5 separate regions of the Homo sapiens genome follow, and regions 1, 2, 3 and 5 are each linked to region 4. A link is a contact called in ENCODE Hi-C or POLR2A ChIA-PET data. All regions are on one chromosome and are shown on one strand. The core of a region is the stretch at or near the end of the contact, and the rest is flanking DNA. Distances in the headings are between cores, read along the strand shown.

Region 1 (4,235 bases), core at 985-3,484, 1.6 Mb before region 4:
CCCCCGGCCAGGATTAGATACATTTTCTCCCCCAACTTTGGCCCTATATTCATTTTCCAAAAGGTGTCTACGACCTGAAAATCAAGGATGGGAAGAACCCTGAACTGTCTGAGACTGTTTCTACTACCCACATGGAAAAGAGAGTTGAAAAGAAATTAATTTGTCATAGAAAAAAAAAAAGGTTAAATTTCTTTCCCAGGAAAGTCTGTGACCTGAGATTGTTAATCTTAGACATCAGAAAGGATCGCACAAGCAAATGTAAAATTGAAACTGTTAGAAAAGCTGGAAGGTGAGGTTTAGGATGCTACCAGAGCCTGTCCTGGAAGAAGGACTCTTAGCTGAGGGGCAGGAAGTGACAAGAGCTCAGATGAAGATGGATGTGTCTGAGGAACATCTGATGGAAAGAAACAACTGGGTGAGGTGACAGATTGGGAGCCTACAGAGTGTGTACTCTAGGAGGAAGGCAGAACTGGAAGGCTGAATGGTTGGGGGTGGGAGGGAAGAGTTACGTTTTAGAGGGTTGAGTTTGAGAAACAAGTTTTAACATCAAAAGGAAGCTCTCCTATGACAGCTCTTGATGGTGATAAAAACATTCAGTCAGCAACCTGGATTTTTTTTTTTTTTTTTAATGTTCATGCTTGTTGCTTCCTTGAAACTTCACACCTACTGTGAAGTGGTATTTTTAGGTCCTTTATAGTTCTTGAACGTCAAGCAATGAAGGCTCAGAGAAATGAAGCTGTGTGCTCAGGATCACACGACAGGCAAGAGATCACCTCATTCTGAAGCCCTGTTCATTCTCCTTCACGGTGCTGCTGAAGCAGGATATTGCCCTGACCTTTCACAGGACTCACAACAGGGGTGCCCCGTTTACTCAGCCCGCTGCTCTCAACTCCTCATGGGAGGGAGTACGCAAGTGAACAAGGCGGGAACTGGAGTGCACAAGCGCTGGAACAAGCCAGCCGTTTTTCAGCACCAGTGGGATCACACTCCACTCACTCAAGATTCACCGCGTTCCACCCCTCATAGGAGGGAGCGTGCAGGTGAGTGGGTGCAGGAGCCAGAGCGTGCGCTTTTGGACACCGGCAGGAGCGAACTCCGTGCAGGCCCCGGGGCAGTGTCCAGGCAGAGTGCCTGAGGCTCCTGAAGCCCCAGAGGGCATGTTACAGTGTTCTTTTGGCTCTGTCGTCCGTGGACAGCTTAAGTGTTAACAGCTCCGTGGGCCCGCGGTTGCCCTCCACCAGCAAGGGCAGAGGGCCAGCGTGACAGCTTTTGTATCCGCACTCGTGGCTCCCGAGCTCTTGTCCAGCGTCCAAGAAAAATAAAGCTGCACGAACAAATTAAAGGACAAATGCCTGGGATTTTATTGCTGATCAAAGTGGATTTCAGAGGGAAGGTGAGCTGAAAAGAGGGGGGTGGGACAGGCCGGTATGTAGTCTTCCCTTGAAGTCCAGCTATCTCCAGCCAGATTCGTCTCAGAAGTTACGCCTTAAGCTGTCCCTCTGAAGACAAGCTGCTTCTCTCTGACATCCAGCCATGGTCGTCCCCTCATCCAGCTGCTTCTCCTCTCTGCCAGATGAGTCTGGGGTCTTTCTAGGCACAGGATGAGGCAGGGCAGAGCCATGGGTGGCTTAGGAAAAGGCAACATTCAACTGGAAAAACATGGATAGAAGTTCTCACTTTGGGCCATGGTTTCAGGCTTTTTGGCTTGAGGGTGGGGTTTCACCAGGGACCCGCTCTTTTCTACCTAGCATTTATCTGCCTCCTGTCCCTATGCACTGCCTTTGTGGCAGAAAAAGGAGAGTGAGAGTTGGTTCCTCTCTTTCTCTGAAATTCTGAGCTAACATTTGGGAGCCGTCTACAGTATTCAGGTATGAATTTTCTCTCTGGGGGAGCGCATTCGTTTTCCTAGAGCAGTGTGCTTTTAATTGCTCCTTTAATATCTTTCTCTTTTGTGCCTTTTTAGCGCGAAAAGTGTATGGGAAGACTAGGTGCTCGTTAGCGGCTCGGTTAGAACTACATTGCCCACAATGCCCCAGGGAACATTTGTAGCTCTAGAACTACATGACCCAAAATGCCGAGTGGTGGCAAGAGGAGGATTAGCTTCCACTCCGATTTCAAAGATCCAGTTTACCCACTCTACAGCCCAGATATAGTCACTTATTTCCCCTTTCCAGCCAGAGACTTCCGTTCCCTGCTGGAACTTCCGATCCCATTCTTCTCTCGGTGGGAATGCTTGTGGGGGGAAAAAGAAACGCAATAGATAAAGCGGGGCGCATGCGCTCCCGGCACAGGCTTCGATTGTGAGGAAGGCCGGCTAGTCTCCGAGCTCATCCCGCCTTGCGCATGCGGAGAAGGTAAACCAGCGCCCCGAGTTGAGGCGCGGGTTTGGTGGCGCGTTTCAGCGAAGTCGCACGTGAAGGATAGCAGTGGCCTGAGAAAGGTGAGAGCGGGCCGAGGTCGGAATGTGGGGCAGCGCACGGGAAGGGGAGACAGCAGCCGCTGCAGGCGGCACCAGGCGGAGCCGCGAGGCCTGGAGAGTCCGAGTGGGGAGGGGTCCGCGCGCCCAGCGTGCGAAACAAACCGGGGACCCGGATCCCCGTTGCTATGCAACCGGGGGCGTCGTTTCCAGGCAACCCGGGAGGCGCACGTTTCCGGGGAGAAGAGGGTTGCGGCGAGGTTCCGAGGTCCGGCAGAGGTGGAGCGGCTCCCGGGCGTGGGGACCAGGCCAGCGCCAAGCCCGAGCCCCCGAACCCCGACCCACGGCCCAGCCTCCTGCAGCCTCGGCTCGAGCCCTTCGGGGGGCCCCAAACTCATGGGTCGCGCCACGTTCCTTGCCAGCGACGCTACCCCTCAGCGCTTGGCAGGGGACGCGCCGTTCGAAATAGCACATGCCACTGACACCCTGTCTCCGGGAGGCTGCGCCCCGGTTAGGGCGCGGAGCGGCAGGGAAGCTGCCCCTTTGCCGTCGCCCTGCCCCCAAACAGTTGCTGGGCAGCAGCTGTCAGGGGTTTAGTGGGAGCTGCCCCCAACCTGCCAGGGCGCTGACTTCATTCTCTGCAGTGGCGGCTTCGCCTTGTTTAGGACCTTCCTTTAGACTCAGCTGTGCTTCTCGTGTGGCTGCTGTATATTTGGATCTACTATTAAAATAACCTCCCTCCTCACCTCTCCATGGCTTTCTCGTTCGACCCTCACGGTTTCTTGGCAGGTTGCTAATATTCATTTAATAAACATTTATTAGTCATCTTTCCTACTAGGCGCTGGGGATTCCAACATGTCAAGTCTAACCGGGAGTCGCTCGGTCTACTGGGGAAGGCAGGTTGATAAACTGCTAAATTATGCTACGATATATAGTCAGTGGTAATGTGTGTGCTGCAACATTTCTATAGATGTTTAGTTTACAAAGCGCTTGCTGCAGAAATATCTTAACTCCTTACAGCAACTCTTCACCTGGGTTCACTCCCTTTTACGTTTGAGGAGACTGCAACTCAGGCAGGTTAAGTAACAGGCGTAAGGTAGTAGCTTCTAGTCCGTGGCACACTTGAGCCTGGGACGGAAGTCAGGGGTCCTTTGTACACTGCTGCACTTTTGAAGCTTTGCTTAGACTTTTCCCTGAGCTGCTGGCTATGCATCCGAAATTCCTGAGGAGCTTTGCAAAACAAAGGGCTGAGTCCCTCTCTGGAAGAGTCTGAGTGAGTAGCCCTGGGTGGGGCAGACGTCCTTGTTTAACAGGCTGCACAGGCAGTTCCGATGGGCAGCCAAAGTTGAGAACCGCCGCTCCTTAGGGGCAGCTATGAGCAGCGGCGGGACAGTCAGAGCCGGTAGAGGGCACTTTTTGCCGCCCCTCCTGCCACCTGGTGATTCATAGCATGAAATGAAACTAACAAAAGGAAAGAGAAGAGGAGGAAGGAGCCTTGATTGGGAGGGGGGGGCGCGAAATGCCCCATCCTACCCTTGTAGCAAACCACAGCTAAACATAAGCAGTGGCGCCTTCTCACTAACACAATAAGTAAAGCTGTTTCCCCAGCCAGGCTGGGCTCTCCAGACCCACCTGAGCCATATTGCAGCTGCCGAACAGAAGTGGCAGGTTTTGTCTCCCACCTTTTGCTGTCCTCTCATACCTCTTGGTACAAAACCATGGCCTGTAAGCCCAGAAGGCAGATGGTCTCCTGGTATGTGTTCCCTCGGAGGAGTCTGGATGTCCTTCCACTTTGAGCTTGTTGGTGAACTTCAGCTCC
Region 2 (4,075 bases), core at 138-2,637, 1.3 Mb after region 4:
TGGTGGAAGCAATGTCTGAGCTGAGGCTCACCACAAAGAGGAATGGGAGTGACTGCTAGAGGGAAAGTGTTCCAGGCAGTGGAAAGCTGTGGCCAAGACCTGGGGGGGTCTGAGAGGCCATTGTACATTTGAAGACAGGTGGCTGGAACCCAGAGTGAGACTCTAGGAAGGGAAGAGAGTTAGTCTGGAGCTGCAGGCAGGGAAGGGGAGACAGCCAGCTCATAATACAGTGTGGGCAAAAATCCAGAAACCATGTGGATCTAATTTGATATCAATTTTACATGTATATGTGTATATACCTACACACACATACATAAAATCAGTTATGTTTGTGTGTGTGTATATGCATATTTGTGTGTGTGTGTACGTGCGTGCATACAGAAAGTTGTTTTTTTAAGGCATGCTTTAAATACGAAGCCATCACTTCCTTTTCCCAGTCCTGGGTGCCTTTTGAGATGAGTGTTGGTGCTCCCCCCACCGCCATGTGCCATCTTCTGGAGTAAGAGGGAGTGCTTTCACTGTGTGCAGGTGTGGCTAAAGAGTATTCACTGTGTGCAGGTGTGGGTGAAGAGTATTCACCGTGTGCAGGTGTGGCTGAAGAGTATTCACCGTGTGCAGGTGTGGCTGAAGAGTATTCACCGTGTGCAGGTGTGGCTGAAGAGTATTCACCGTGTGCAGGTGTGGGTGAAGAGTATTCACCGTGTGCAGGTGTGGCTGAAGAGTATTCACTGTGTGCAGGTGTGGCTGAAGAGTATTCACTGTGTGCAGGTGTGGGTGAAGAGTATTCACTGTGTGCAGGTGTGGGTGAAGAGTATTCACTGTGTGCACGTGTGGCTGAAGAGTATTCACTGTGTGCAGGTGTGGGTGAAGAGTATTCACTGTGTGCAGGTGTGGGTGAAGAGTATTCACTGTGTGCAGGTGTGGGTGAAGAGTATTCACAGTGTGCAGGTGTGGGTGAAGAGTATTCACTGTGTGCAGGTGTGGGTGAAGAGTATTCACTGTGTGCAGGTGTGGGTGAAGAGTATTCACAGTGTGCAGGTGTGGGTGAAGAGTATTCACTGTGTGCAGGTGTGGGTGAAGAGTATTCACTGTGTGCAGGTGTGGGTGAAGAGTATTCACTGTGTGCAGGTGTGGGTGAAGAGTAGGCTGTCCAGGATTTCAATCCTTGGCTTTTGCTCTGCAGCAAGGGCTGGCTGAGGGCACTGTGAGGCTTCTTCAGGCCCAGGAGTCAGGCCCACTTTCCCTTTTCTCTTGAGGGAATGACTCAGAGAACACTCCTGCCACCGGAGGTTCTGCAGGCTTTTGAGAGGCAGCCAGTGGAGGCTGATGGTAGCAGTTGGTGAGAAAGAGGAAGTATGTAGTGGCCATTCCTCCGGCCACTCCTGACAAATATTTCTGTCACTAAACAGCACCTCTCTGTGGCAGCCTTGGGCTGTGTTCTGGAAAGGGAGGAGCTTTCCTCTCCCTGTGGGAGGGCCTGTCATCTGTGGCTTCTGCTTTGCCCTTGGCCACAGACTAGATTGCACAACACAGCCAATGAGAGTCCCTCTTCCCTCACAAGTGCTTGGAGTGCAGACCTTAACTTACAGGGTTGTAGAAGTGACCGTGTTCCACACTGCAGGGTCCAGGTCACAGCCGGCAAAGCACATGAAAATTGACCTAAGGTTAGAATGTGATTATCCTACTGGGAAAGGTTTACTGGGACAGCATTTCACTTCTGACTCCATAGGCTGTCGTCTCCTGCCAGGGAGTGAGTTTTGTTTCCATGCTTGTCCAGTCTTTACTGCTTTCCCAGAGGCCATAAACCTGCCTTTTCCCAGAGGCCATAAACCTGCCCACCTCCTGCTATGTTCTAGTTCTGATAGGAGTACCATTCAGAGTTCTTGGCAGGGGACCAACCCGCTTCTACCGTGGTTGGTTTCCCCTCCTTTTCCCAGCTTGTTTGATGTGCACGTTCTCCAAAATTCTTATGCAGCTGGTTGGCTCTGTAGTGCCCAGAGATTGGAGCTCCTGCAACGGGAACCCCGCCGCTTCCCTCCCTGGTTTTAGGGGCAGGGCTTGAAAATAAAGAATCATAATCTCCCTTCCTCCTCCTCCTCCTCTCCCCCACTTCTCCCTGCCCCCACCCCCACCCCCACCCCCACCCTGCCAGGCAAACTGGAGTGACCAGCTCAGAGCGGGACTCAGTCCACCTCCCTGCTCTGCATGTCAGCAGTGATCTGGAGGAGATTCCGGGGCGCATGAGTATGTGAACTCTGGAGCACGTTACTGTCCCGGGCTGGCACTCTGTGGCAGGTGTGTGCACTCATTCTGCTGTTACTGGAGACCAGTCTCCTTAGGGGTGATGGTGACCCAGCTAGATGTCTGCCAGGTCTGTCCAAGGCCACCCTGTTCTCTAATAGCTTGGGAAATGGAAAGCACTTCTAAATACCCCTGCTCTTCAGAAGAGCTGGCTGGGTGGTTTGGGGAGTTTCTTCTTTGAATCTCTTAGAGTACAATATCCCTTTTTTCCCGAAAGCCAGGTTCTTTAGTTCCTAAGCTCCATTCTCTTGTTGCTAACTTACTACCTTCAGTTTTCTTAGGTTGGGTGCATCTTCCCTGGCCTCAACAAGACAGTGGCTGAAAGGTCAAGAGAGTGGTAGCTGCTCCTTTGAGAGAAAGGGGATGTTGGAGTGGGAGCACAGGCTGCCAGCAGTTGTTTCACCTTCCCCCTTTGGCTGGCTAGGAAAGGGGCACCACTTTAGTCTTCTGCCAACCTCCACAGCCAGCTGTGGGAAAACCCAAAAGGAAACATCCTCTCGCTGCTAAGACTTGAGAGCCTGAGGCAGAGACCAGCCAGTAGCAGCCCGACCCTGCTGAATGGGGAGGATTGTTTATTTTATTTTATTTTTTTCTGAGACGGAGTCTTGCTCTGTTGCTCATGCTGGAGTGCAGTGGCGCGATCTCGGCTCGCTGCAACCTCCACACCCCAGATTAAAGCGATTCTTCTGCCTCAGCCTCCCGAGTAGCTGAGACTGCAGGCATGCGCCACCACGCCCAGCTAATTTTTGTATTTTTAATAAGAGACAGAGCTTCACCATGTTGGCCAGGCTGGTCTTGAACTCCCGAACTCAGGTGATCCGCCTGCCTCGGCCTCCCGAGGGACTGGGATTACAGGCATGAGCTACTGTGCCCAGCCTGAAGATTGGTTATTTAGGGGCTGTGACAAATGGTTTTGCAGAGGAGCACTGGAAAGCCTGTAACTTCACAGAGCCAGGGGTCAGCTTTTGTGCCATAGCCTTATAGCTTCTGTGGCCTGTAGTGCCTGAGGCCAGGGGATCAGGTGCTGACCACCTTTCCCTCTTCCTTCCTGTGTCTTGCGGCCAGCGACTGTTATTGTCAGGTTGACCCTCTGGTTAGAGAGGATGACTTTGGCCTGGTGTCCAGACTCCCTGCTGCCTTATCCCCTCTGCCCTGGAACTGCACCTAAAAACAATTACTTTCCTCCTGATTCCAACATAAGTGGTCACAGAAAGTTCTGTTTTGGCATTTTGATTTCTGATTGGGAGTTTAGGCATCTGAGAATTGAATGCTTGCTTTATACAAATATACCCTTAAGACATCTCCTCTTTTTTCAGCCCTACATGCTTTGCTTGGGTATTAATTGAACTTGGGGCTTTTTAGGGACCTTATGTTGCCTACCTTCCTAGTTTCCCCTCCACTCCACCCCCAAAAAACCCAAAGAACATTGGAAAAATTGAGCAGTGCCTCAAGGTCACTTGATCATAAGTGGTATTTGGCATAGTTAACTGGTTTGGTGTTTGGTGAGAGATTTCTGCTTTATATTTGAGCAAAAAATTTCTTGGCGGGAGGCCTCTATGCTGTGTTGCCAATGCTTGCCCTGTGCGCAGGGTTTGCCCCCTCCCCTCCCTTGACAGGTTGTTCTAATCCCCTTGTCTATAAACAAGTGCAGCAGAACTTGTCGGCCCAGCTCACATGACCTTGGTTATCTCTTTAACCAGCATCAGCGTTAGATACCACGGTCACTTGACATGGTAGAGCTGTCAGGGTAGAGTGGAGATACCAGCAGGAATCC
Region 3 (4,114 bases), core at 707-3,206, 1.1 Mb after region 4:
CTAGTTTTATATGAAAGCAGCTTTTGAAATTAAAATTAATAAAAAGTGTTCTTCAATCAACTGGGAGCAAAGATGGACTAGTAGATATAGCTCCCCTGAATACTGACCATGAATATGCAAAGATTGATTTTGACAATGTCATGGACAACTTTTCAGAAGTTTCAAAAACAGAAGTTGTAGTGTTACTATTATTCATCTCTGATACCATCCTACATCTAAGTTTTTCCTTTTTTCAAAAATACATTAATGTGATTAAAACCTACTAATCCATTTTTTTTCCTGCTTTTGCACTCACATTTACTTTTTCATTTTTAATTTTTTTACTCTCATGATTACATATATAAGGTTTTTACTGTCATGATTACATATACGAGGTTCAATAAAAGAAAATGCTCACTGTGTTTCTTTCTGGACATTATTACTATTCATTGCATGATTATTGCTAAAAATAATGTTATCAGATAGAGAATGATATTAAAAAGTGACCACTCCAGGTGTCAAACAAACATGCCAGATACACCCTGACACCAGGCAAAACTCTTTATATGGACTGAGATAATAACAACAGTGAATTATGGTTGAGCACTCAAAATGTGTGCTAGGCATTGTTCTGGGCACTTTCTGAGTATTAAGTGATATAATCTTCACTCTGCGGCAGGGCTCGGTGGCTCACGCCTGTAATCCCAGCACTTTGCGAGACCGAGGCGGGCGGAGCACGAGGTCAGGAAGTCGAGACCATCCTGGCTAACACGGTGAAACCCCGTCTCCACTAAAAATACAAAAAATTAGCCAGGCGTAGTGGCGGGCGCCTGTACTCCCAGCTACTCGGTAGGCTGAGGCAGGAGAATCGCTTGAACCCGAGAGGCGGAGGTCGCAGTGAGCCGAGATCATGCCACTGCACTCCAGCCTGGGTGACAGAGCGAGACTCCGTCTCAAAAAATAAAAATAAAAATAAAAATAAATAAATAAAACAAAACCTTCACTCTGGGAAACAGTGGATTTGAACTTGATGAGAGTCTCACAACCAGATGCTCAACACTAGGAGGGTCCACCTCCAAATCCCATCCTCTGAATCCCTCTGCTGCGGTCCGGCCAGGCGGAAGGGGGGCAGTCGCCAAGCACAGTTAACGCTGGGACTCCGCTGGCAGGGCTGGTCATGGGATGAGTCAGCTGACATAGCCCCCAAGGCCTGTCCCGCTGTCCGGGTGTGGCTCCGGAGGGCAGCGCCAGATTTCTGCGGACAGACCTGCCCTGGCCACCTCCCTCCTGAGGGTCCCGCCTTCCGCTGGGCGCGTTTCAGGCAGGGCGCCCCCACACCGGCCCCCGGAAGGACGCGCCGAGACAACTCCCAACAGGTGCGCGCCGACCCGCAGCTGACACCGATGCCTCGCAGCTGACAGAGGTGCGGGCCCCACATCCTCGAGGCTCCTCTCTCGGAAGCAGTAATTCAGGCTCCGAGACAACGAGTCCCCACTAACAGGGGGCTCCCAGCCCCGCCCAGCCCCGCCTCGCCCCGCACTTACAATGGGCGCACGCATCTTCCCTCGCGGTGTGGACCCTCAAGGCCAGGCTCGATTTCGCTGCGTAGATGTCTGAGGCAGGGGGAGCAGGGATTTATTGTCATTAACAGGAAACTGCGTCTCCAGACCCCACGGGACTGCGGCTTCTGTTGGGCAGGGCGTGAGAGGCGCGCCTCGGACCCCAGGAACAACCACCTCGCTCCCTTTAACAACTTTCTCGCCGGGGCCCGGCGGGCGCCCAGGAGGCTGCAGGTGCCAGCGGGCGGCTCGGCAGGCTAGTCTACACCCGCCCTACCCAATTAGATCTCTTCCTCGCGGAAGGGGAGAAGCATCCCAGGCACCTCGCCCGGCCTTATCGCACCCTTCCAGGAAGACCCGATCCACCCACCTCGCGGTCTCGGAGGCAGCGCTGCAGCCCCAGCAATTGGACCGGGTCTAATGGCCGCGGTGGCCGGGCCGGCGTGAGGTCACCCGGCCCCTCCCCGCGCCGCCGGCTAATGAGAGCCTCGCAGAGCGCCCGGCCCCGGTCCCGAGCCCGGCGACTGCAGGACGCCCGCGCCCCCGGCACCGCCTCTTCCCGCCTCACCCATGCCCTGCGCGCCCAGCATCCAGGAGTCGCACACACTCGACCTCTGCACACACATCACACTGCAGGGCCATGATGGGTTTACTTTCGCCTTCACTCAAGAATGGGCTTATAGTTTAAAAACTGAAGGAGTTAAAAATATACCACCAAGGGCCGGGCGCGGTGGCTCACGCCTGTAATCTCAGCACTTTGGGAGGCCGAGGCGGGCAGATCACGAGGTCAAGAGATCGAGACCATGCTGGCTAACACGATGAAACCCCGTCTCTACTAAAAATGCAAAAAATTAGCCGGGCGTGGAGGCATGCGCCTGTAGTCCCAGCTACTCGGGAGGCTGAGGCAGGAGAATCACTTGAGCCCGGGAGGTGGGGGTTGCAGTGAGCCAAGATCGCGCCACTGCACTCTAGCCTGTGCAACAAAGCGAAACTCAGTCTCAAAATATATATATGTGTGTATATATATGTATATATATGTGTATATATATGTGTGTATATATGTGTGTATATATGTGTATATATGTGTATATATGTGTGTATATATGTGTGTATATATGTATATGTGTATATGTGTGTATATATGTGTATATATGTGTGTATATGTGTGTATATATATGTGTGTATATATGTGTGTATATATATGTGTATATATGTGTATATATGTGTATATATGTGTGTGTATATATATGTGTGTATATATGTGTATATATGTGTATATATATGTGTGTATATATGTGTGTATATATGTGTGTATATATGTGTGTATATATGTGTGTATATATATGTGTGCATATATATGTGTGTATATATATGTGTATATATGTGTGTATATGTGTGTGTGTGTGTGTGTGTGTGTATATACACACCACCATGGCATATTGGCTGTTTTGAATTAAAGGCATTTAAAACTCAGCAGGTGCAAGAAGACCCCTTTTCTGTGTCTTAAAAGCAGATGAAATTTCCATGTTGAAGGACACCTTCCTTATACTAGAAGAAAAAGCAACATCCTTATCCTCAAAGAGGAGATGTTGAGACGGAAAGAATTCTGTACAGACCTTGTTGAAATAACTTTTTTCATTTTTTACTTTTTGGGGTTTTTTGTTTTTTTTTTTTTGAGACAGTCTCACTCTGTCACCCAGGCTGGAGTGCAGTGGCTCTATCTCAGCTCACTGCAACCTCTGCCTTCCGGGCAAGCGATTCTCCTGCCTCAGCCTCCGGAGTAGTTGGGATTACAGACGTGCACCACCGCGCCCAGCTAATTTTTGTATTTTTAGTAGAGACAGGGTTTCAGCATGTTGACCATGCTGGTCACGAACTCCTGGCCCCAAATGACCCACCTGCCTCAGCCTCCGAAAGGGCTGGGATTACAGGCGTGAGCCACCACTCGGCCCATTTTTTACTTTTTAATTGACAAAAATTGCCACGTATTTGTCATGTACAACATGTTGTTTTGAAATATGTATACATTGTGGAATAACTAAATCGAGCTAATTAACATATGCATTACCTCACATACTTCTTTTGTGGTGAGAACACAAAACCTCTCCGTAATTTTCAAGAACATAGTACATTGTTATTTACTATAATCACCATGTTGTGCAATAGATCTGGTGAACTTATTCCTCTATTCCTCCTAACAGAAATTTTGTACCCTTTGACCAACATCTCCCTGACACCCCCCTGTTCCCCCCAACCGCCGTAACTGCCATTCTACTCCCTACTCGTGGGTTCCATTTTTTTAGATTCCATATATAAGTGAGATCACAAAGTATGTGTCTTTCTGTGCCTGGCTTATTTCACTGAACGTAATGTTCTCCAGGAAAATAACTGTTATCTGGTAAGCCTCCCCACATAATTTAGTTGCATCTTTTTAATTTTTATTTTTATTTAAATAGAGACAAGGTCTCAAACTCCTGGACTCAAGTGATCCTCCCTCCTTGGCCTCCCAAAGTGCTGAGATTACAGGCGTGAGCTACCGGGCCCCGCTCTTAGTTGCTTCATTACAACTTACTATT
Region 4 (4,180 bases), core at 1,414-3,913:
CCAACTATCCTTCCACCTTGAAAGTCTCCCAGGATGGGTACCGTAAGCTCATCATTCCACCTCCCTGGCCTGCTCAGCAGCTTCCACCCCTCCTGCCTGACCTTGGCAGCCCTTCTTCCCTCAGCCCTGAACTCTAGAGCCCTCCTTACCCTCTGACAGCTCCCCCTGCCCTACCACATTCCCTCCTTCACCCCTTGGCTCTGCCCATCTTCACCATCCACCCCATCCCAGCAGAGCCCGCCAGATGATTGCAAAAGGGCTGAGCCAGCAGAGAGGCCTTCACATGACAGCTGTTCCTGCTGCAGAGGGGAGGGGGCAGCTGGGAGTGGAGGCACATTCCATGGGAGATCCTATCAGAAATAGCCCCAAACCCTAACTGACCATCTGCCCCAATGATCTGCACATCGCCCATTCAATAGGCTTGCCTCAAAATCCTGAGGAAATCAAGAAAACAAAGAGGGGTGGAGAAGGGAGGGGCCTAGGGGAGTGAAGAGAGCCCAGGAACATTGAGACGGGGTCGCCAGGACATCACCACTGAGCCAGTACCACCAGCCCAAGGTATTCTCCCTCTAATGGGAGATGCAACTGATGGCAGTGCTGCCCTCCAGCACCCCCCACCATACCCTACTCCACCCATCCCTTGGGTGCTGAGGCACTGGGACACCCCAGTAATTCCCCTGGAGTAAAACAACAGCCTGCTCTGGGAGCCATGCCAGCCTGACTGGAGCAAACAGACAGGAACAGGTGGCAGTTTCTGTAACCTTTCAGGAGCACCAATGTGAGCTCCACAGCACTAGAGGAAGAGAACGGGGTGGGAACCCCAGAATCACATTCAAACATACAGGAGCAGGCCAGGCACGGTGGCTCACGCCTGTAATCCCAGCACTTTGGGAGGCCAAGGCGGGTGGATTACCTGAGGTCAGGAGTTCGAGTCCAGCCTGGCTAACATGGTGAAACCCCATCTCTGCTAAAAATACAAAAAAAAATTAACAGGCATGGTGGCACACACCTGTAATCCCAGCTACTTGGGAGGCTGAGGTGGGAGAATTGCCTGAGCCCGGGAGACAGAGGCTGCAGTGAGCCGAGATCATGCCACTGCCCCTCCAGCCTGGCCAACAAAGAGAGACTCTGTCTCGAAAAAAAAAAACAAAAACACAGGAACACAGCAAGTGGGGAAAGTCAGTGCCCTGCAGTGCCCTATAGGTACACTGGTTGGAGGAGCTGGGGAAGCTACAGCACCCAGAAAAATCCATTTGATGTGTGGAGGGAAAGTTCTGAGTTGACAACAAAGAGTGCCCGTTGCCATGAAAACCACAGTATTAATTTCAGAAATGACTGGGTGGAGCCTCCAAAGCACTTCATTCCCCTCCCTTCAACATTCTAGGCTTCCCCCACCTTTCAAAAGGGGAAGTGGCACATTTGGGGCATGTGGGCAGCTGGTGGGATGGGTCCGACCCAGTGAGAGCAGCAGCTGTCCAGCTCCAGCTCAAAGCAGGGCACGAAAAAAAGGAAACAATATAAGTCTTTCTTGGAAGAACTTTAAAGGTTTTTAACTTTTTAATAAGTGACTTAAGCAGAAGTGCCAAAAAAGCTAAGATAAATAGCTGCTTATAACCAGTATCTACTGGTTTATCTACAAACTAACCAAGTCTCTCTCAGCCCCTCCCATTCACACTCCAGGCTCTGTAAAGATTTTATCTGAGTCAACTGCAGCCCTGAGCCCCGACCCCTTCTCCAGTTTCTCTCACCCTCCCTCTGTGGAGGTTCTGAGATTTTGCCCAGTAAGTGGATAAAAGAGCCTCCCCCTTCCCTCATTCTACCCTAGTTTTCTAAGATCATGCCCTGCCCTCAGCCCCTGATCCATTCAAACACCCCCTTCCCTTTCTGCTCCTCACCCCAGTCTCTGTGCCATGTGCTGGACCATGGAGTCGGGTCGCCAGCTCTATGTGGTGTTTGGGTGGCATGAGACTCCCTAGCACCAAGAGAAAACTGCCCAGCAACCACAGACATCCACAGGCGCAGGCTCTGATTGGCTGCCCACAGCAAAAGCAAGGAAAAGGAAGGATCCAGCAAGCCATGGAGAGCCCAGCGGGGATGGGAAGGGCAAGAGCCCTTGCTGCAGTGACTCAGGCCTCCCTGGGGCAGGGCGGGGGACAGAAAGAACTCCAGATGTGCTTCCCCTTTCCTGCCTCACATCTGCCGTTAGAAACTTCCACTGTTAACCTCTCCCCTACCCACCACAGCAGAGAAGCCCTTGCATCCCACCCCCATCTAGAGGCCAACGGCCCAGCCTTCCTGGGGCCACAACCCTCTCGTCTTGAGGCTCCTCCTCCTGCTTGTGGGTACTGGCCCTAGCCCAAGTGCAAGCACTGCTTCAAACAACAACCTGGCCACCCTTACTCTGCACCGCGTGGCGAGGGCTGGAGGCAGGATGTGCAGATGACTCACTCTTCCTGCAGGCAGAGGAAGGCTGAGGTAGGGGTCTCTGCCCCAGCGCAGACCACCTAGTCCATGTGGGCTGCCAGGCCCGCTGCTGCCCATGGCCCACCCAGAACCCCCGACCCACTTCACAGTTGGGCTTCCCTCCTGAGCCTTTCAAGCAGCCCTCTAAAACCTAAACTACTCTTCCAACTTGGTCCCTCCTGCCTGAGGCTTCAGCCACAGGAGGTTACGGTAAGCAAACACCAGGAAGGTGGTGAAGGTCCCACAACCACAGAAGGAGGTGTGATTTGAAACAGAATTTGGGAAGAGTCTGACAGCTTCAGTGAGGCCCCAGCAACAAGCTAAAAGGCACGCCCCAAGCCTGCATCTAGCACTTTCAGTTGCAATCATGGCAAGCACTACTAAGGCCTCCAACTCCTGGCCTCAGCCATCCCCCCACCCAAGTAGCCAAGACTACAGGAACATGTCAATGCACCAGCTGCACCTAGCATTTTCAGATCCTAGCTAACAAGAGCTCAGGAGGCTCAGAAGAAAGGTTATCAAGTTTGGACCCAGCTCAAGATGAGCAGCCAGGGAGCAGTCTGAGCAAGCATCAGCCCATCTCCACCCATATGGATTCTAAACCACAACTCTTTTCTGCCCACTCCAACTGCAGGTCAAAGTGCTCAGCTGCAGATGACAGCCCTATCCCCTCCCAACTACCAGCCCATTGTATGTACCTGGTTTCCCCATCCAAGCCAAGAGCCCTCTTCTGTGCCTGGACTAAGAAACAGAATGAAAAAACCACACAGAAAATCATAAGCTGGGGACCAAAGGCAGTCAACCGTTTCTGCATATGCCTCAAAATGTGACTCAATCTAGAGGTTTCCAGTTTCACCTGAGCTGTTAAATTTACAGGAAGATCTTAAATGATCTTCGGAAAAGACAGAAGAGCAAGAAAATCTGAAAAGGATATTAATAAAAATTAAGCTCAAAGGGGAAAAAATAGTAACCTTTGGCCTGAGCAGGATATTAGCTGACAATTACAACTACTCTACCTTCTAGGAGGCAGCAGGGTGTGGACACAGGCTTCAAAGTGACACCCACTGGGCGTGGTGGCTCACGCCTGTAATCCAAACACTTTGGGAGGCCAAGGTGGGCAAATCATGAGGTCAGGAGTTCGAGACCAGCCTGGCCAACATGATAAAACCCCGTCTCTACTGAAAATACAAAAATTAGCTGGGCATGGTGCACGTGCCTGTAATCCCAGCTACTCAGGAGGCTGAGGCAGGAGAACTGCTTGAACCAGAACTCAGGAGGTGGAGGTTGTGGTGAGCCGAGATCACACCATTGCACTCCAGCCTGGGCAACAAGAGTGAAACTGTCTCAAAAAAAAAAAAAAAAGTCACACCCAAGTGAGGCGTGATGGCATGCACCTATAATCCCACCTACTAAGGGGGCTGAGGTGGGAGGATCACTTGAGGCCAGGACTTCAAAACTGTAGCACGATTGGTGGCTCACGCCTGTAATCCCAGCGCTTTGGGAGGCCGAGGTGGGCGGATCACGAGGTCAGGAGATCGAGACCACGGTGAAACCCCGTCTCTACTAAAAATACAAAAAATTAGCCTAGCGCGGTGGCGGGTGCCTGTAGTCCCAGCTACTCAGGAGGCTGAGGCAGGAAAATGGCGTTAACCCGGGAGGCGGAGCTTGCAGTGGAGCCAAGATCGCACCACTGTACTCCATCCTGGGCGACAGAGCG
Region 5 (4,516 bases), core at 1,402-3,901, 1.5 Mb before region 4:
CTGCTGCAGGAGGGCCCATATACTAGGGTCTGCTGAGCTGTTGTCACTGATCGGTGGGCGCTGGGGGGGTAGGGTAGCACACCAGCTGTCCCAGGCTTTGCTCCGGGCGGTAACTGCACTTGGGCAGGGAATATAGCCTTCCTGGGCACAACTAGCTGACAATGACAGGTTGACTGTGTACCCCCAACCAAGGAGCTGGGGCCCAAGGCCAGTCCTGCCCCAGAGACACTCCAAGTCCGCCAGGGGCACAGACCAGTTCTGCAGTGACTGTCCCTGGACAATGGGTCTTTATTCTGAGTTTCCTATGGTTTACAAAGAGGGCCCCAGCCCAGCCCCACCACAGATCCCAGAGATAGGGGCCCAGTCTCCATGGGGGCAAGGAGCATAGAGATGTTTTCCAGGAAGGGGCTCAGAAGCTGCACTAGGCCCCGAGTCCCCATGTGTCTCCTTGAATTGATGAGGATGCTCCTGGGAGGGATGCGTGACTATGTGGTGTTGCACCCGGGGCTGCAAACGTCTCCGTGCAGCCCCCAGAGAGAGGCCCATGGGCTCAGACCAGGCTTTGTTGTCCTGCTCTGAGTATCCTGAGATTAAACTGAATTGCTGAATGAAACCAGGGCGTGGAATGACAATTTCTTAAACCTCATAGAACCCAGGCTGCATGTGTGTGTGCACGTGTGTGTGGCATGTATGTGCATGTGTGTGTGTGTGTGTGTGTGGCATATGTTGGATACAAATGAGACAAAGAGTTGAGCTCAAATCTTTTATTTGGGAAGTAATCCCAGGGAGCAGCAGTAAGAAAATGAGGAAGAAAGAGGGGGAAGGAAGGAAGACAATGTTCATGAACAGGTTGCTATTATGGGCAGCCAGAGCTCAATGGTGCTGGGGACCTCTGGGAGACACACCTCAGAATTGTCCCACCAAGGGGGCAGGGAGCTGGGATATTGACCCACCCTCTCTGCCTGTCATTGGTTGAGGAGACATTAACCCCCAGCCCCAGCACTACCGAGCGGCCTGTGAGTGAGCTGGGCACACGCTGTGTCGGGAGAAGCCACAGGCAGAGGGTCAGAGGCACATGCTATAAGGAACCATCTTCCATGGGAATGGTCCAGGAAAAGCACCAACAGCAACTGCTCCATGTTCAGAGTGTGTGTGTGTGTGTGTGCATGTGTGTGTGTGCGTGTCAGGGAGAAGTCAGGTTGTGGCAATGGTGGGGGCAACTCTATCTGTTTAGGAGGAAATGCTAGGGAACTGGAAAACCCACGGTGGCTCAGCACCATAAAAAACACTGGGGAGGCCGGGCACCGTGGCTCACGCCTGTAATCTCAGCATTTTGGGAGGCCAAGGCAGGAGGATCACTTTAGCCCAGAAGTTCAAGACCAGCCTGGACAACATAGTGAGACCCTGTCTCTACCGAAAAAAAAAATTGAAAATCATCCAGGTATGGTGGTGCACACCTGTAGTCCCAGCTACTTGGGAGGCTGAAGCAGGGAGGTCGCTTGAGCCCAGGAATTTGAGGCTGCAGTGAGCCATGAATGATCACATCACTGCACTCCAGCCTGGGTGAGAGTGAGACTCTATCTCAAAAACATTTTTTTAACACTGGGGATAGGAAAACAGAACCTGACAGACTGAGAGGCAGGGTCTATGAGAACTCAACCTCACTGCCTCCCTGGGCTGCTCCACAGCAGCCCTGGGCTCAGCGGCAGGGGTTACTGCACTGAATGAGTTCCCGCCTGAGCCCCCAAATCTTCAAAGGTAGTATAATTCCAGGGAGTTTTATGCTTAGAGTTGCCTGGAAAAGGATTGCACCACCCCAGAAGGAAGTGGGGATGAGGCTGGTGGCGCTGGAGGGGACTGGAGCGGATCCGCACTGAGAAATCGGCATTGCCTCCAGTCCTCTGCCCATTCAGGGCTATGACTTTATCCCTGCTGCCATGGCCAGTGCCCAGCTCTGCCTGCGGGGTGAGGGTTGGGGCTCAGGTTTTCTCCGAGCCGTCTCGGGAGGGGCGGATCATGAAGGAGGTGGGGCTGTGTGGTGGGCGGGGCCTGCTTTCCATTCACCTGTCCCAGAGGTGGAGAGAAAGCCGCGCTCCCCAGGGCAACCGTCACAGGATGTGGTTGGCAGTGTTGGGCCCCCTCCTCGGGCCCTCTGAACCCTCCCCAGGGTGGCGGGGGATTCCTAGGGGAGGAGCCACTTCTGGGGTAGGTGGGGCAGACTCAGCGGCAGGGGGCTTGTGAAAGCCTGTGTTCAACTCCCCACTCCACCCCTCCTGGCAGTGTGGCCTCAGGCAAATCACTCAACATCTCTGAGACTTTGTTTGCTGTAAGTTGGTCTGTAGAATGTGTGGGCAGTAGTGGGTAACTCACAGGTGGTGGTGAGGGTTAGAGGGTTGGTAGTAAATGACCCCGTCATTGGTAGATTAATCACTGCAGGTGAGAGCGCTCCTTAAAAGGAGAAAGGGGAAGCCAGGAGGCACTCAGCAGTGCCTGGGGTCTTCAGTGCGTTAGTGCTGGGGGCAGGGCGGGGCAAGGGTTGGGGGAACATGGAGAATGTCTTGTCCCACTCTCATTTTACAGGTGAGGACACTGAGACCTAGGGTGGGAAAGGACCTGTCCAAGGTCACTGAGAGTTAGTAACAGAGTCACAATTCAATCCTTCCCCACCTCGTGCCCGCCCCAGCTCACACAGGGAGATGGCAATGCCTTCTGAGTCACCCCCATTTCCCCAACCTCCCCGGAGCTGCCTCTCTCACCCCAGCTCTCCCACCCAGGGCCCCCCACAGTCTCTGAGAAATTGGGAAGCTCTGCCCTAGCCCTGGGCAGTCTGAAGAAACAGCACCACACACAGTAGGAGGGCTGATCCCAGCTGGCCCCTGTCTCTATGTCTCCCAGGGACTCAGACCTGGGACCTGCACCTTATTGAGCCGACATGGGCCAGGCCTGTGCTGAGACTGGGAAAGCTGAGATGAATGACAGCCAGGCTCTGACCTGAAGGAGCACCAGCCTGGCAGGGAAGTCACAAACATAAGCAGGTGGCTTCCCCTCCACTCCTGGGAGACCTCATTATAATACGCCTCAAGGATCTGGGACAGGAAACACAAAGAGGCTCAATGGACTTGGCAGCGGAACCCAGTGGTTCCAGAAACATTGGCGTGGGGGGAAAGGCTGTGTCCCAGAACGGAAGCACCCAGCAATTTGACTGACAGCTCTGCAAGCTCAGGCAGAGAGTGATGCACAGGGAATTCCTGGGAAGCTGATGCCTGATCTGGGTTGTAGAGGATGAATAGGAGTGAACCACCGACGTGGAGAGGGAAAAGCATTCCAGGCCAAGGGAATGACACGAGCGAAGACACAGCAAGAAACTGCACGGCTCGCGAGGTCAAGGGAGGTCCAGTTTGAGAGGAGATGAGGCTGGGGATGGTCAAGTCTCACACCAACCCCATTTCATGGGTGAGAAAATTGAGGCCCAGAGAGGTTAAGTAAAAAGCCAAGGTCACACAGCTAAATAATGACAGTGCTGGGACTTAAATACAGCCTAGCTTCAGAGTCTGAGTGTTAATCATGGCTCTTCCAGTGTCCCTGTGCCACCACAGCCACACGGCTGGGCATTATTACCAGAGCCCCAGCCTAGAATCTGGAGACACCGGCCTATCTGCCCACCAACAGCACAGGCACCGGCTGCATTCTGGGATACGGGGTTCGGGAATGTAGAATCATCACTACCAGGCACCCTTATAGAGCCAGCTCTGTGCTGAGCTCTGGGAGGCACAGAAAGGAATGGAGCCTGGCCCTTGCCGCTGGGGAGTTTACAGGACCTGGGGCAGAGAGAGACCAGTAACTGCCGTTCATCAACATGGTGATGATGACGGTGGGTAGCATTTACTATGTGCCAGGTATGTGTTGTTTCATACAATCCTCATAAGGGCACTCTGAGAAGGTATTATTCTCCCTAATTCGTAAATAGGGCAACTGAAACCCCGAGAGATTAGATGACTAGCCAGAAGCCACACAGCTTGGCAGGTAGCACAACTTTTCCACCTCACTGCAAAGCCCCAGTGTGAAAACACCACGCCGCACAGCGAGGGCTCATGATAAGCATGTTTAACCCACATGAACTTAAGTGTGTGCTCAGCAGCAAACAGAAAGACAAGGGGCAACCCAGCCCAATATTTCCCTTGGTTGAACAAACACCCAGGAGGAGACAGACAGGAGCTGTGGAGCCTCCGTTCCCTCAGATCCTGGAAGCCGTTCATCCTGTGGGTACCTTGCCATGCTGGGTGAGATTTTAGCTGTTGGGGATTCATTTTTCATACACGGTGGGCCTGAAACAAAGCCCACCATTTCAACGAGCTGCTCTAATGCTGCAGGGAAAACACCTGGTTTGGAGCCAGAGCAGGGCAGACTCACATGCAGGCGTCTTCCTAAGGGAGTGTTCTTTCCTTTCCCTCACTCCCTCCCTCCCTGTCTGCCCTCCTCCCTCCCTTTCTCCCTCCTTCCCTCCCTCCCTCCCTCC

Evidence for each region. Hi-C counts contacts between places; a loop is a spot of excess contacts on that map. ChIA-PET counts read pairs that join two places held with the same protein, here RNA polymerase II (POLR2A). Pooled maps may share reads with other maps.
Region 1: a loop to region 4 is called in a map of CD8-positive, alpha-beta T cell, with 7 times the contacts of the local background. The contact joins the promoter of TMEM109-DT here to the enhancer-like site in region 4. A Hi-C loop is called at or near these places in 1 of 168 maps with a recorded cell type or tissue (CD8-positive, alpha-beta T cell), 1 of 37 single-sample maps with no recorded cell type and 7 of 50 pooled maps.
Region 2: a loop to region 4 is called in a pooled map, with 2.1 times the contacts of the local background. The contact joins two enhancer-like sites. A Hi-C loop is called at or near these places in 1 of 50 pooled maps. POLR2A ChIA-PET finds 5 or more read pairs at or near these places in 3 of 52 experiments (OCI-LY7, PC-9 and activated CD8-positive, alpha-beta memory T cell).
Region 3: a map of ovary shows a loop between it and region 4 (5-fold over the local background). The contact joins the promoter of PLAAT3 here to the enhancer-like site in region 4. A Hi-C loop is called at or near these places in 1 of 168 maps with a recorded cell type or tissue (ovary). POLR2A ChIA-PET finds 5 or more read pairs at or near these places in 1 of 52 experiments (activated CD4-positive, alpha-beta T cell).
Region 5: a map of naive thymus-derived CD4-positive, alpha-beta T cell shows a loop between it and region 4 (7-fold over the local background). The contact joins two enhancer-like sites. A Hi-C loop is called at or near these places in 1 of 168 maps with a recorded cell type or tissue (naive thymus-derived CD4-positive, alpha-beta T cell) and 4 of 50 pooled maps. POLR2A ChIA-PET finds 5 or more read pairs at or near these places in 1 of 52 experiments (activated T-cell).

Annotation. Positions count from the first base shown.
Region 1 is chr11:60,911,829-60,916,063 of GRCh38, forward strand. It overlaps TMEM109-DT (TMEM109 divergent transcript), which reads right to left and starts at 2,235. Exons shown (of 2, transcript NR_186356.1): 1 at 2,132-2,235; 2 at 1,338-1,649. TMEM109 (transmembrane protein 109) reads left to right here and starts at 2,330. Exons shown (of 4, transcript NM_024092.3): 1 at 2,330-2,440. RefSeq lists enhancers at 569-1,567, 2,566-3,564, 2,959-3,128, 4,189-4,235 and a silencer at 2,619-2,778.
Region 2 is chr11:63,870,769-63,874,843 of GRCh38, forward strand. All of the region lies in intron 1 of MARK2 (microtubule affinity regulating kinase 2), which reads left to right. Among named protein-coding and RNA genes, the nearest start is that of MARK2, 34 kb to the left of the region's middle. RefSeq lists an enhancer at 1,078-1,187. Within about 2 kb of position 1,388, at least 27 of the 41 ENCODE cell types and tissues checked have a DNase peak (open chromatin) inside an H3K27ac peak, as active enhancers do.
Region 3 is chr11:63,612,477-63,616,590 of GRCh38, forward strand. PLAAT3 (phospholipase A and acyltransferase 3) reads right to left here and starts at 1,957. Exons shown (of 5, transcript NM_001128203.2): 1 at 1,909-1,957; 2 at 1,524-1,592. The coding sequence starts at 1,538. LNCROPM (lncRNA regulator of PLAAT3 mediated phospholipid metabolism) reads left to right here and starts at 3,832. Exons shown (of 4, transcript NR_199012.1): 1 at 3,832-3,936. RefSeq lists an enhancer at 1-13 and silencers at 2,010-2,089, 2,110-2,169.
Region 4 is chr11:62,554,293-62,558,472 of GRCh38, forward strand. No RefSeq gene overlaps it. Among named protein-coding and RNA genes, the nearest start is that of AHNAK, 9.6 kb to the left of the region's middle. RefSeq lists enhancers at 1,713-2,518, 1,921-2,010, 2,021-2,080, 2,411-2,550, 2,519-3,322 and 2 more. Within about 2 kb of position 2,664, at least 41 of the 41 ENCODE cell types and tissues checked have a DNase peak (open chromatin) inside an H3K27ac peak, as active enhancers do; they include CD8-positive, alpha-beta T cell and ovary, where a contact is called at or near this core.
Region 5 is chr11:61,019,765-61,024,280 of GRCh38, forward strand. It overlaps CD6 (CD6 molecule), which reads left to right. Exons shown (of 13, transcript NM_006725.5): 13 at 1-613. Among named protein-coding and RNA genes, the nearest start is that of LINC02954, 33 kb to the right of the region's middle. RefSeq lists an enhancer at 1,871-1,920. Within about 2 kb of position 2,652, at least 5 of the 41 ENCODE cell types and tissues checked have a DNase peak (open chromatin) inside an H3K27ac peak, as active enhancers do.